Linked DNA regions of Homo sapiens: region 2 is linked to region 1. Evidence: chromatin contacts called from ENCODE Hi-C data. All regions are on one chromosome and are shown on one strand. The core of a region is the stretch at or near the end of the contact, and the rest is flanking DNA. Distances in the headings are between cores, read along the strand shown.

Region 1 (6,262 bases), core at 2,380-4,879:
CAACATTTAGAATTAAATGCTTAAATCTCATACTGGGAGCCACACAGGCCATCACTTATCACTCACTCAAACATAGAAGCAACAGAATTTCTGATATGTCATGTTTTTACATTTTCCCCTGTCCCCTTTTGTTCTCCCTAAAACTTGTCCCTAAAAAATAAGCTTCCATAAACTGAGCTTTTTGAAGGGGACCCGTGAAGTCCACATGAATCACAAAACACATTAGCTTCAACTTTCTAGGTGTTAAAAATCAAATGACAAAAATCCATTCAATCAACCATCAAGGTTACTGCTGAGGGGAGCAGAGATATTAAATACTATTCAAAGAGAGTGTGATGCGGCTGAATTAGACATCAGAAATGCCTAGGTTCCAGGCCAGGCATAAAACATCCCCCTCCTCTATGGCCCTGGGCAAGGCATTTAACAACTAACTTCAGTTTCTTCCCACCTATAAAACAGATAATCATCACCTTCTTCTGAGATGTGTATAAATTAATTATTTGAGGTTTGGAAAGAGTTGTGAAGGCAAAATGATATTCATAAATACTAAATATTAGCTGATTTTCTTTTCAATTTCATGCCTTTATTTTGGCATTTTATATTGAATTACATAAACTGAGAAGCAGGAAATATGACCACCATGTATCTGATTATTCTTTCTTAAATTACATAAGGGCTAACCTCAGGGATTAAAAACAGCTCCAAAGGACTCATAAGTCATCATACATTATTAACAGGAAATATTATTTGCAAGGCATCTTAATATCCTATAACATAGCCTAATATTTTTATTAGCTATGTTTCACAAACACTCTCGGGGGTGGTATCATAGATTTGTCACCATCTTACCACTTAGGAAACAGGCGAAGATTGAACACATGCCTTGCACAGGAAACTTCCCATAATTAGAAGTCATGGTTTCTAAATTACCAATCTCTCCTATGAATCACATCTTCCATACAAAAGAAATTGTCCAAACGTGCATCCATAGGCATCTATGCCTATGGTGCATGGTTTTAGAGATTCTGTAAATGTTAGAAACAGTTTTAGCCTATAAAATGGCATCAGCTCCAAAGTTCTCTCCTGATGCTTTGAAGCTAGGCTGTGCATATGCTAGAAATTGTCTTTTGAAAAAATACTTTTTATCAGAAGAGACTTTATTAATCCGTATCACTATTTAAATTGCTAAGAGGTGATTTGTTACCTCTGTCCAGAGCTAAGCAAAGGCCAGATGATGAAGAGCCCTGAATGCCGTGCTGGGGAGTCTGGACCTTATTCGAACAACTAAGGAGGGCCCGGGATGGGAGGGAAAGAAATGCTCAGATTTACATTTGGGAAAACTCATTCTAACGTCATGAGGAAAGATGGTCTGGAAAAAGGTAATACCATGTGCAGGAAGATAAACTAGGGGAGCAGAGCGATTGTGAAGGGTTATGTTGGCTTGAATTAAGAAGGAGGCAGTGAAGGTGGAGCCGGAAAAAAGAATCTAAGAGGTGTTGAGTAGATAAAATCAGTGGGCTAAAAGGAAGCCAGAGGGGATAGAATCCAGAGCCCAGGAGTAGGGATTGACCTTATGTACAAGGAGGAATATCTTTACTTTTTGTTTTTTTGAGACAGGGTCTCACTCTGTTGCCCAGGTTTGAGTGCAGTGGCACAATCTCGGCTCACTGCAACCTCTGCCTCCCTGGTTTCAGTGATTCTTGTACTTCAGCCTCCCGAGTAGCTGGGGTTACAGGCGTGAGCCACCACGCCCAGCCCATCTTTTTAATCATGATAGGGAAAAAGGAGAAGAACAAATATTTGTTGAAGAATGAAAAAGGAGCATGCCAAAGCCATCAGTGGTCAGTAGAAAGTGAGAGAAGAGTGATCAGAAGACGGAGGTCAGTAGAAAACAGCGACGGATAGAGATGACCTCAGAGGAACGGGGCTTTTCACGACTGTGTAAGGACAAGTGGGAAGTGAACAGAAACCTGGGCAAGCAGCCTGCATTGGGAAGGCCCCCAGCAGAAGGAAGCCTGGGGAGCAGCCAGGTTTGAGTTAAAGCAGGAAACAGAGGGAATGCTCTGACAACCTGGGGATGCATTTGCCATAGAACAAAGTTTTGCTCTGCTAATTCTGCAGCTCCTATCAAAATGACTCTGAAGTCTAATTCTGATCTCACATGTTCACTTGTAGCTTTCCTTTCCAAGAAAGTGTCAGCTATAAATTAAATAGGCAATGTTTTCTAGTTGTACTCACCGTAAAACATATTAAAATACTTGGCCATGGGGAATGGAACACCAGGCTACTCTTAACCCAAAGGTGGCAACCTCAATTCCAAGATCTGTGTACTCTGGGATATGCAGTCCCCATGCATTGATCACTAGGCATGACGAGTGGTCTCAAAAGTCTTCTAAAGTCACCCAAAATACAACAAATTTCAGACGTAAGGGTGTGCACAAGCACACACACATGCACACACAAGGAATAGTGTTATTCAGGCCAGAAATAAAACATGTTTTTAAAGACTATGAAAATACTAACTACGTACCCTTGTGACACTATTAAATGCTTTGTATTTGAAGTATAAATATAGACCAATAATATATTATCTTCTTAGGAAAATTTTATAATGTAGCATACATAAAGTGAACATTAAAAGTTCTAAATTTGTTTCAAATATCATGTATGTCCAACAATCTCCCCAGGTTAACTTATAATGACCATGAGACAATAGGATGCCAAGGACTCTGTAGAGAAACCTATGGCACTCCACTCAGAAAAATATAAATTATGTGTTTTTTCCATACCACAAAAGCCACAAAAGGTCATCAATCCAACCAAAGTATTCAAATAAAGGTTCTGCCAGGCCACTGAGTCCATTATGGCAAACTGGGCAGGTGGCTTCAGCAGAAACCCTTCCATCTGAAAACTTTCCCTTAATATTTATCTCCTTTCACTTAATCTCACCAACCCCAATTTCTCTGAGCCAAAACCTACATAGCCAGGAGATGCTATTTGTAGAAATTTTTTCAAACCTTAATCTCTATCCAAGATGAAATTGTAATGGTATAAATGTTCTTTCACCATTATATATATACACACACACACACATATATATATAGATATGTATCTAGATACATACATACATACATATCTATCTATATATCTTCCCTAACTCTTCTGTCCACATTTTTGTGCTCTGGAAGGCTTCCTATCTCAGGACACATAGCTTACATACCTAGGGCCAGATACAGAAGCTCAGCCATTGTGCAGGAGAAACTGTGTAAGGCCATGTCGTCTTATTTGTTTTCCCTGGCCAGCTTCCCCAGAGTACCTGTCTAGAGGGAAAATGCATACATCTCATATACAAAATGCAATAACAACCCCTAGAATTTTACTTTCTTTTTCAATTATTTTCTAATCTTGAAGAGCAAATTCAAGATAAATATGACAATGGTGTCCCTTCTCAAAATCAGTTCACAAGCACAAATAAGCTTTTTTCTGAGGTCTTAGAGAAAACTCCAGTGCTTCTCCACAAAGAAAAGGAAACAAATTCCATGCAGCCACGTGATTATAAAAGGAAGTTTTACTCATGTCCTTCTCTATGTAGATTTACGAGGGTTTCTGCTGACACGAAGTATGTTCTCTACTGAATTCCTCAAGTGAAGCAAAACCACACGTATCTGGTTCTAAAGCAACATATTGAGTCACTAGTTTACATAGCAAATGTGAAATAGTCATTTGGAAGCCTGAGGCATACCTGTGAAGTGGATTGAACCATAAGAATTGCCTGGGAAAAGAAAAGAATAAAAAAAAAATGCAAAAAAACAACAACAAAAAAAACTACATTTAAAAAATCACCAGTCTAAAATTCAGCTTAGCTTACAAATCACCTCAACTACTTACTCATAGGTAGGTGCCAGCAGAATGCACACTGGACAGAAAGCAGGGAATCTGGGTGCATGTATTTGCCTAATGAATGAACTCTTGCAGCTGTTGCAGAATGGACACTTGATGCAATCGTTAATTCTCCCTTAGATTCTAATGGTGGCTATTCTGACGTTGTTTGCCAAGGCGTTGTGTTTCTTTTAGTGTTTGGACCTAATAGTCGTCGTGGTCTGGTCTCTTTCTGTTGCTGTCCTGGAATCGGTCATCAAACTTTCAGCAGTGCTACTTCTGTAATCTTACCCTCAAGTCCATTTTTTCTTGCATTCCCATTGCAACAACCCAAGCTCTGGCTCTCATTATCATTCCCAAAGGTTACTGCAATCTTCCTAGCTAGTTTTTTGGTGCCAAAGCTTTCATTGCACACCAAGGCCAGATCAGTTTTCTCAGAACACTGCTTGGATCATGGCTGGAAATTTCAAGTTTAAACTCCATAGGTTCTCCCTGCTCTGCTCTTCCTTCTTCTATTTCTCAAGAACATATATGACCTCCCCAGTAAATGCCTTACCCTCAAGCCGATTGGATCATTGGTTATTCCTCAAGCTTACTCTATTTATTCTACCTTTATGCCTTTGCTCCTGTTTTTCCCACTGCCTAGAATGCCACTTCCCATCCATGGAAAACTGCACCATCTGTGAACTGCCAACACAAATATCACTTTCTGTGTAAAATTGTCAATTAAAAAACCAGGGCCCAGCTCAGTGGCTCATGCCTGTAACTCCAGCACTTTGGGAGGCCAAGGCAGCAGGACTGCTTGAGGCCAAAAGTTTGAGACCAGCCTAGAGACCCTGACACCACACACACACACACACACACACAAATTAGGCAGCATAGCAACTCACAACTGTAATCTCATCATTTTGGGAGACTGAGGTGGGAGGATGACTTGAGCCCAGGAGTTCAAGACCAGCCTGGGCAACAGGGCAAAACCTTGTCTCTACAAAAATATAAAAATTAGCCAGGCATGGTGGTATGCACCTATAGTTCCAGCTACTAGGGACGCTGAGGTAGGAGGATCACCTGAGTCCAGGAGGTCAAAGCTGCAGTGAGCCATGATAGTGTCACTGCTCTCCAGCTTGAGTGAAAGAGTGAGACTCTGTCTCAAAAATTATTATTAAATTAAATTAAATTAATAAATTAGCCTGGCATGGTGGCATACACGTGTAGACCTAGCCACTTGGGAAGTGGAGGTGGAAGAATCGCTTGAGTCCAAGAGTTTGAGGCTGTAGTGAACTATGATCATGCCATTGCATTCCAGCCTGGGTGACAGAGGAGCTGTCTGTAAAAACAAAAAAACAGGATAATTTCTCTCTCTCTCTTTCTTTCAATATCCACTGTGCTTTGTTCAAGCTTCCACTTGTGATGTTTCAAAATACTTTCTGATATTTGTTTTTTAACTCCCATCTTATTTATGCATTCAATACATGTACATTGAAAGCTTACCAAATTTAAGGCACCGTGCTAAAAGTTGGAAGCACAGGGGAAAATAAGCAGGAATGTAGTCCCTGCTTTCATGGAGGTGTAGTCTCACAGAGAAACAGTTATTGCATAAACAATTGCAGAATAATAATGAATTATTTACATAATGAATAACAAGAGAAATTAGGACTACAGTTTCAGGCTACATAATAGGGGCCCTCAACCACAATAGGGGAGCATCAGGCAAAGTGTCCCAGAAAAAGTGATGCTTAGGCTGAGATAAAAGGGATTTGCAAGAAGTATCCCAAACAAAAATTTGATCAAGGGTGTACCAGGCCAAGGAAATTGCCTGTACAAAGTCTCTGAAACCAGAAGGACCCTAAAGAAGCCCAGTGAGATTTGGCCATAGAAGAAAGTGGAAGAAAAAAATACTGCTTAGAATAAAGCAGCAGAGGAAAAAAGGGACCAGATGATACAGGGGCTTCCAAGCCATTTAAGAATTTTAGACTATGCCAAGTGCATTGAGAGCCCACTGAATGGTTATAAATGAAAGGATGATGTAATTAGGGCCGCATGTTTTAAGAAATCATGCTGAAGACAGTTAAATAGTGGAAGAAGGGGGCCAACGGCAGATGCAGAGGGCCCAGTACAAAAGGCATTTCAGCCATCCCAAGAATGAGTGTTTGGACCAACATGTCATCATTGGAATAGGGAAAAGTAAACAGAGTTGATAAGTATTAGGTTGAGTCATCCGAAATTGCTTTTTTGTTGTTGTTGTTGTAAAAATGTGGTTCCTAATCAGCAATTGCATATAGAATGCAGGTTTGGCAAGACTTGGTGCTTCGTTGGGTACGGGAAATGAAGGAGAAGGAACTAAGGAGAATGCCTATTTTTCTGGATGTACAAATGACAATGT
Region 2 (6,191 bases), core at 251-2,750, 390 kb after region 1:
AAATTCCGTGGCATCCTTACCTAATAGCTTCTATGATCCTTTCCTTTTTTTAAAAAAAAAAAAGAAGGATTTATTATCATGATACAAAATTTATTCTCAATCTAATTTATTTCCCATCATCTGGGGCAAGAATGCAGCTGGGTGTCAGGATTGTCTAGAACTGTGCTGTAGCACCCATTCTTTACTTATTCAGCAAATATTTATTGAGTGCCTACTTTGGGCCAGACGTAAGAAAATGCTGAGTATTACTTAACTCTTTCACTGGTGGAAAAATCACAATGCAGGCTTCCATTCCAGGCTGCAATCTATGAGGATAAGGGTGCAAAGACATTATTACGTTCTTTTTTCATTTGAAGCTCCACATATAGATACAAAAGAACACAAATTGTAGGCATGCACCTCAATAAATTTTCCAGCCATACACTCCCATGCAACCAACACCCAGATCAAGCAGCAGCACATTACGTCGGGTGCAGTGGCTTACAACTGTAATCCCAGCACTTTTGGAGGCCGAGGTGGGCAGATCACTTGAGGTCAGGAGTTCGAGACCAAGCCTGGCCAACATGGTAAAACCCCATCTCTACTAAAAATACAAAAATTAGCTGAGTGTGGTAGTGCATGCCTATAATCCCAGCTACTTGGGAGGCTGAGGCAGGAGAATCACTTGAACCCAGGAGGTTGAGGCTACAGTGAACTGAGATGTCACCACTGCACTCCAGCCTGGGCAACAGAGTGAGATTCTGCCTCAAAAAAAAGCAGCAGCAGCACCTCACACCACCACCAGCACCCCCACCCGCAGAAACCTCGTTTGGATGTCCCTTCAGTCACTATCCCCCACCAAAAGCAGCTGCTATCCTGACTTCTAACATCATAGGTAAGTTTTATCTATTTTCAAACATTGTATACATGGAATCACTGTATGTACTCTTGCACATCTGGCTTCCTGTACTATTACTGTATTACTATTACTGTATTACTATTACTGTATTCCTGATATTACTGATATTACTTCCTGTAATATTTTGTTTGTGAGATGCAACCATGTTGTTTCATGTAGTTACGGTTTGCTTATTCTCGTTGCTGCATAACGTTCTGTTGTGTGATTATAACACAATGTATTTATCCATCCTGCTGTTGATGAGCATTTGAGTAGTGTTCGGTGTGGGGCTATTACACATACTGCTACTTTGGACATTCTCTTATAAGTCTTCTGGTGAACCCATACATGCATTTCTCTTGGTTATATACCTAGAAGGGGTCATATGCTCTCTTAAATAATAAAGATTTGAAAAAGCGTGGAGAAGTACATGATAAATCTGATTCTTGCTGCTGTGGTACCTATGCCTCCACCTTGATCCAACCAATTTCTTCTCATTTCTTTCTTTCTAATTCAATCCCATTATCTGATGCTGGTACACGGAACAAGTCTGGGTGGTGACTTCTGTTCTAGTGGGGAAACTCACTGAAGACTCAAGCTGTGGCCAAGGAAGCTGAGCTGGCCAGCAGCAGGCAACCTTGGAATGTAACCACAACATGCCCCTAGGGCAAAGCTGACAGGTCTGCACAGGAAATTGAGAAAGCATTCAGTGGGAGGCTTCTGAAATCACTGCCACTGCTTTGTGCTAGCTCTGAGTTTCTGACTTGCTCTGGAAAGGCTTCCAGTTCCTTGCTGTAAGCCCCGGTGACCAGCCCCAGGCATCCTATGCATACCACTGCTGCTTGGATGGGCAGAATACACCCGATGCCAAGGGGACCTAACACTGACTTGGCCTATTCCAAAGGGTAAGACCACCCTGGGCCACTCTGCCAGTATCCAGGATGGCTCCCCACATGCCCCACCCCAGCAACACCCAGTAAGTTTGGGTGTGTTGCCTCCTATAAAGAACTGGAAAGAACTTCCACTAACTGAGATCTTCCAAAGTGCTAGACAGTGGACTAGATTCTTTTGCTTATATGACCTCATCAAATATTCATATCCTTACCCTCCACCTGCATGTAGTAGGTATGATTGTTTTACAGATGAGGAAACTGATATGGTTTGGCTGTGCCTCCACCCAAATCTCATTTTAAATTGTAGCTCCCATAATTCCCATGTGTTTCCCCATACTGTTCTTGTGGTAGTGAATAAGTCTCATGAGAGCTGATGTTTTTATAAAGGGTTTCCCCTTTCACTTGGCTCTCATTCTTTCTTGCCAGCCGCCATGTAAGGTATGCCTTTCACCTTCTGCCACGATTGTGAGGCCTCCCCAGCCACATGGAGCTCTGAGTCCATTAAACTTATTTTTCTTCATAAACTACCCAGTCTTGTGTATGTCTTTATCAGCAGCATGAAAAGGGACTAATACAGCAACCAAGACTGCTAGAAGTTATTCACTTGCCCAATATCATAAAGCTTATACATAGTAGAGCAAGGAATTGAACCTAAATCTAAACCCAGCTGTTTTTTCCAGTACAATTGGAATCTCAATATAAGCCTAAACAAAATGTAATCTGAAAATCAGCAAGACTAGTTAGTGGAAAGAATATGGAAATAAGAAGTGGGAAATTAGGGTATTGTTCCATTCCAGTTTACCACCACCTAACTGGATGATCCAGAGAAGGGCCACTCAACTTTCAGGGTAATCAGGTCTTTAGCTGGAAATAAAAAGGTGCATATTACCCACAAACCATACATGCATAATGAAAGGACCATGTCTTTTTTCCCTGACCATAGTGTCTCCAGCACCCACCATAGTATTATGGCCCCTGGTAGGCACTGCATAAGTGATGAACGGATGCATAGGAATGCACGTCAGACTCACCTGCTAGCTTTTTCAAAATGCACATCCCAAGGCCAGCCCCATAAATCCTGGCAAGTACGACACAATCCTATACATTTTTTTAAAAAAAGAAGAAACCTATCTAGGCAGTTCTGATTCAGACCCACAGTATGAAGTCACAGCTCTAAAATTCTATTATCCTATTAAATCAGCTGTATAAATAATCTACTGCTGAGCTCAACATAAATTTATTTATTCAATTTTACATAGTTCCCTCTTAATTAGGACAAATAGGTAATGTGTGCTATAGATTTTTTCAAATCACTGAGAAGTTTCTCTCATTTCTTTCTTTTTCTTCAGCTAATGTGTCCCCTTTTGTTCTCTTTGACTGCTGTATTCTTCTCCCAGTTGCTTTTAAGAGTCTATTTTTTTAATTGCACCAGTTAGATTGAGACATCAAATCTATAGGGACATGTAATATGCAAATACATTAGAAACTAAATTATTGAATTAAATAATGTCTTATTTTGACTGAATTCTTGTGTGCTGGTTCCCAAGTGTTTTCTTTTGTCTTCTTCTAAAATTCAATGGGAAGGACTAACTGAAAAGTTTGTCTTTTTCAACCCTGAGTAGTTATTTCCTATAAAAAAAAAAAAAAAGAAAGGAAACCTAAATTGAATCGACATCTCAAATAAGTCAAGTGACCCAGTAGCCTACAAATAAACATTGCTGGCCTGTTTTTGTCTTAGGAGGGGCAAAGCTAGCTAATACTAGTTTTCTTCTGTATTTTCTCAGTATAGATGTTACCCTAAGAACTGTACGCCAGACTGCAATGAAATCAAACTTACTCTAGTGACTTCTTTAAACACGTGCTGATGCTTTTTCAGAGCTGCAGCTTAAGAACCTTCCCGCTTCTGCTCACCTGAGAAACACTGGCTGCCCCTGTTACAGGGAGGCTTGCAACCCTGCAGCCTTGCTCTCAATGTTTCCTGCACACCCATGTTCAAGTGCCCTAATCAAGAAGTCCAGGCCAATAGCAGGCTATTCAGTGATCTCCCTTGTCCCCTCCAGTCCCTGCCACAAGGTCCTCTGCAGCTTTTCCACTTGCGTGTTGCTTAAACAAGTGAAGAGGGCAAGAGAAAGAAAGAGTTTGCTGGCTTCCTTGCCAACCAGGCCCTCCCTTCTAAGACCACACGGCCCCAGTTTCTCTGTTTCCTCTTATGTTTAATTTTCTTTGGCCCAGGCTTTCCTCAATGGTTTTCTTTTCGCATTTTATCACCATAAATTAATTAAAATGTTTCTGGCACTGAGTTCACATCTGATCATCTTGGCAGGATCCCCTTACACAGATGGCGAGTAGATAAAGGGCAATCCAAGCATCCAAGAACAAGAACAGCCCACATAGGGAGCCGGGCGAGAGACTTCCAGAGGAGCAGAGGCTGATTTCAAGAATAGCCACTAGACTAAATGCAATGGTTGGATTGCGTGCTCGGGGGTGGGGAGGAAGGAAAAGACTCTCTTGGAACTTTTTGTATTCCTCCACTGTTTCCCCAAACCCCGCAAAAGAGAGCTTGTTAGCAATTAGGAGAAGAACGAGAAGAAGCTGCTCTACCTCTACTCCCTCTTTACCCTTCAAATTCGGGAAGTTCGGGCAGGCTACACAGGTGTTGGAAGATGGAGGAGGCAAAATGTGGCTGGTAGGAATGGGAAGAAGCAATGATCGATATTGACTGAGAACCTGGTATGGGGTAGACACTATGCTACACCCTAGGAATATAATAAAGAGCAAGGCAGACATGGTCCTTGCCCTCATGGGGTGTCTAATCCAGCAACAGAGACAGATATTAAATACCAAATATCTTGAAGTGGAAAAAAAGAGACCATACACTGAGAATGTGAAATACAGTCTTGTCACTAATGAGAAGGGCACTGCAGAGACAGACAAGAGTACTCACCGCCCAGAGACTGGGACCACCACACCCCAGAGGCTGGCTGCCTCGAAATTACTCCAAAGAGCCCTGAGCACCACTTAGAGAAAGGCTTTGGGGTCCAGACACTCAGGTGCAAAAGAGGAGACCTTGTGATACTCAGTAAAGGAAGGGAAGCAGACCCATGGTCGTACACAAGTAAACTTCCAGAAGGCTATTTGCAAGGAGAGCTAAAAACCTATTGAAACTTTAACTTTTCCCAAAACTACTGACATATAATACTGTCTTATTATAGAGGGCTGCTCTCTTCATCAGAATTAGTAAGCAAAATAAACAGTATGTGAAAAGCACCATGAACAAAATGAACAAGACGCTGTGCTGAAGAATAAGGGAGGTTGTGATCACTTTAGGTAGGGCAATCCAGAGAGATCTCCCTGAGTGATGACATTTAAACTGAAAGATGGAAGGATCCCAGGACCTCACATTTAAAATGTACCATCAGAACGAATGCAATTCAACCAGCCGAAATCAGCCACAGGCCACGAGCAAAGCCCCGCTCTGGGAGTCCAGGGAGAATAAACAAAAACACTGAGTTGCTGTCCCCCCAGAGCTTATGGTCTCCTGGAGCCGTGGAGGCCTGGAAGCCTGGGATCTGGTCACAGTTTCTGGTGGCCTGATGATGTGTTCACTGAAAATCAGTGAGGTCTGTCGTTTCCTGGAGCAAAGCGTGAACATCTTTCCAGCTGATGCCACCCTCCATCAGGGAGGAAGGAAATGCAGTTCACACCATTTGCTTCTATCTTTGGTCTCCATACGTGCCAAGCCTAGCAGTGAACAACTGCTCTCCTGAGACCTTTTTGTAAGGGGAAGAAAACCTCCCCGGAGGCCTCGTGGTCCCTGTCTGCCTTCACTTCTGTCATTCCTTCCCTCTCAGCATCACTGGGTCACTTTTGCATTTACACACATGCATCATGCCATCTCGGCATGTCCCTGTGCATCTCCTGTCATTTTGTGCCCAGGTTTTGTGTCCAGGCTCCACTCTGCCTGGATTCTAAGCAGCTCTGACAAGACTGTAAGCCGCTTCAGAATGAGAATTGAGTTGTGTACTTACTTTTTTTCTTGGCATTTAGTAGGTGCTTGATTAACACAATGAATTGAATTTAAAAGTTACCATGAATATGTAACTCATTTCCAAATTGTTAAAGCATCAAAAACTTTTTTACCATCCCTGAATTTTATCTTACAGATTTACTTTAGAAATCCTGAAAGAAGTGATAGATGCAGGAGGCAGATAAGGGGGAGGGTCCCCAGAGAATCTCCGATCCACTTGCGCACCGGGAGAACAAGGTGGAGCCACGGGAAGTCACACCTTGTGCAAGGGCGAGGGGCCTGGCCTCTTCGGCTCATGCGTGGTGACCTGGAATCCATCTGAGGTGGGGGCCTGTTAGCAGGACCCCCTCTCACTTTGCTGAGAGTTTTTTTTTTTTCCCAATAAATTCCGCGC

The links. Hi-C counts contacts between places; a loop is a spot of excess contacts on that map. Pooled maps may share reads with other maps.
Region 2: a pooled map shows a loop between it and region 1 (2.6-fold over the local background). The contact joins two enhancer-like sites. A Hi-C loop is called at or near these places in 2 of 168 maps with a recorded cell type or tissue (Calu3 and HepG2), 7 of 37 single-sample maps with no recorded cell type and 11 of 50 pooled maps.

What each region holds. Positions count from the first base shown.
Region 1 is chr14:53,921,327-53,927,588 of GRCh38, forward strand. No RefSeq gene overlaps it. Among named protein-coding and RNA genes, the nearest start is that of MIR5580, 24 kb to the right of the region's middle. Within about 2 kb of position 3,630, at least 2 of the 41 ENCODE cell types and tissues checked have a DNase peak (open chromatin) inside an H3K27ac peak, as active enhancers do.
Region 2 is chr14:54,310,796-54,316,986 of GRCh38, forward strand. No RefSeq gene overlaps it. Among named protein-coding and RNA genes, the nearest start is that of CDKN3, 83 kb to the right of the region's middle. Within about 2 kb of position 1,501, at least 3 of the 41 ENCODE cell types and tissues checked have a DNase peak (open chromatin) inside an H3K27ac peak, as active enhancers do.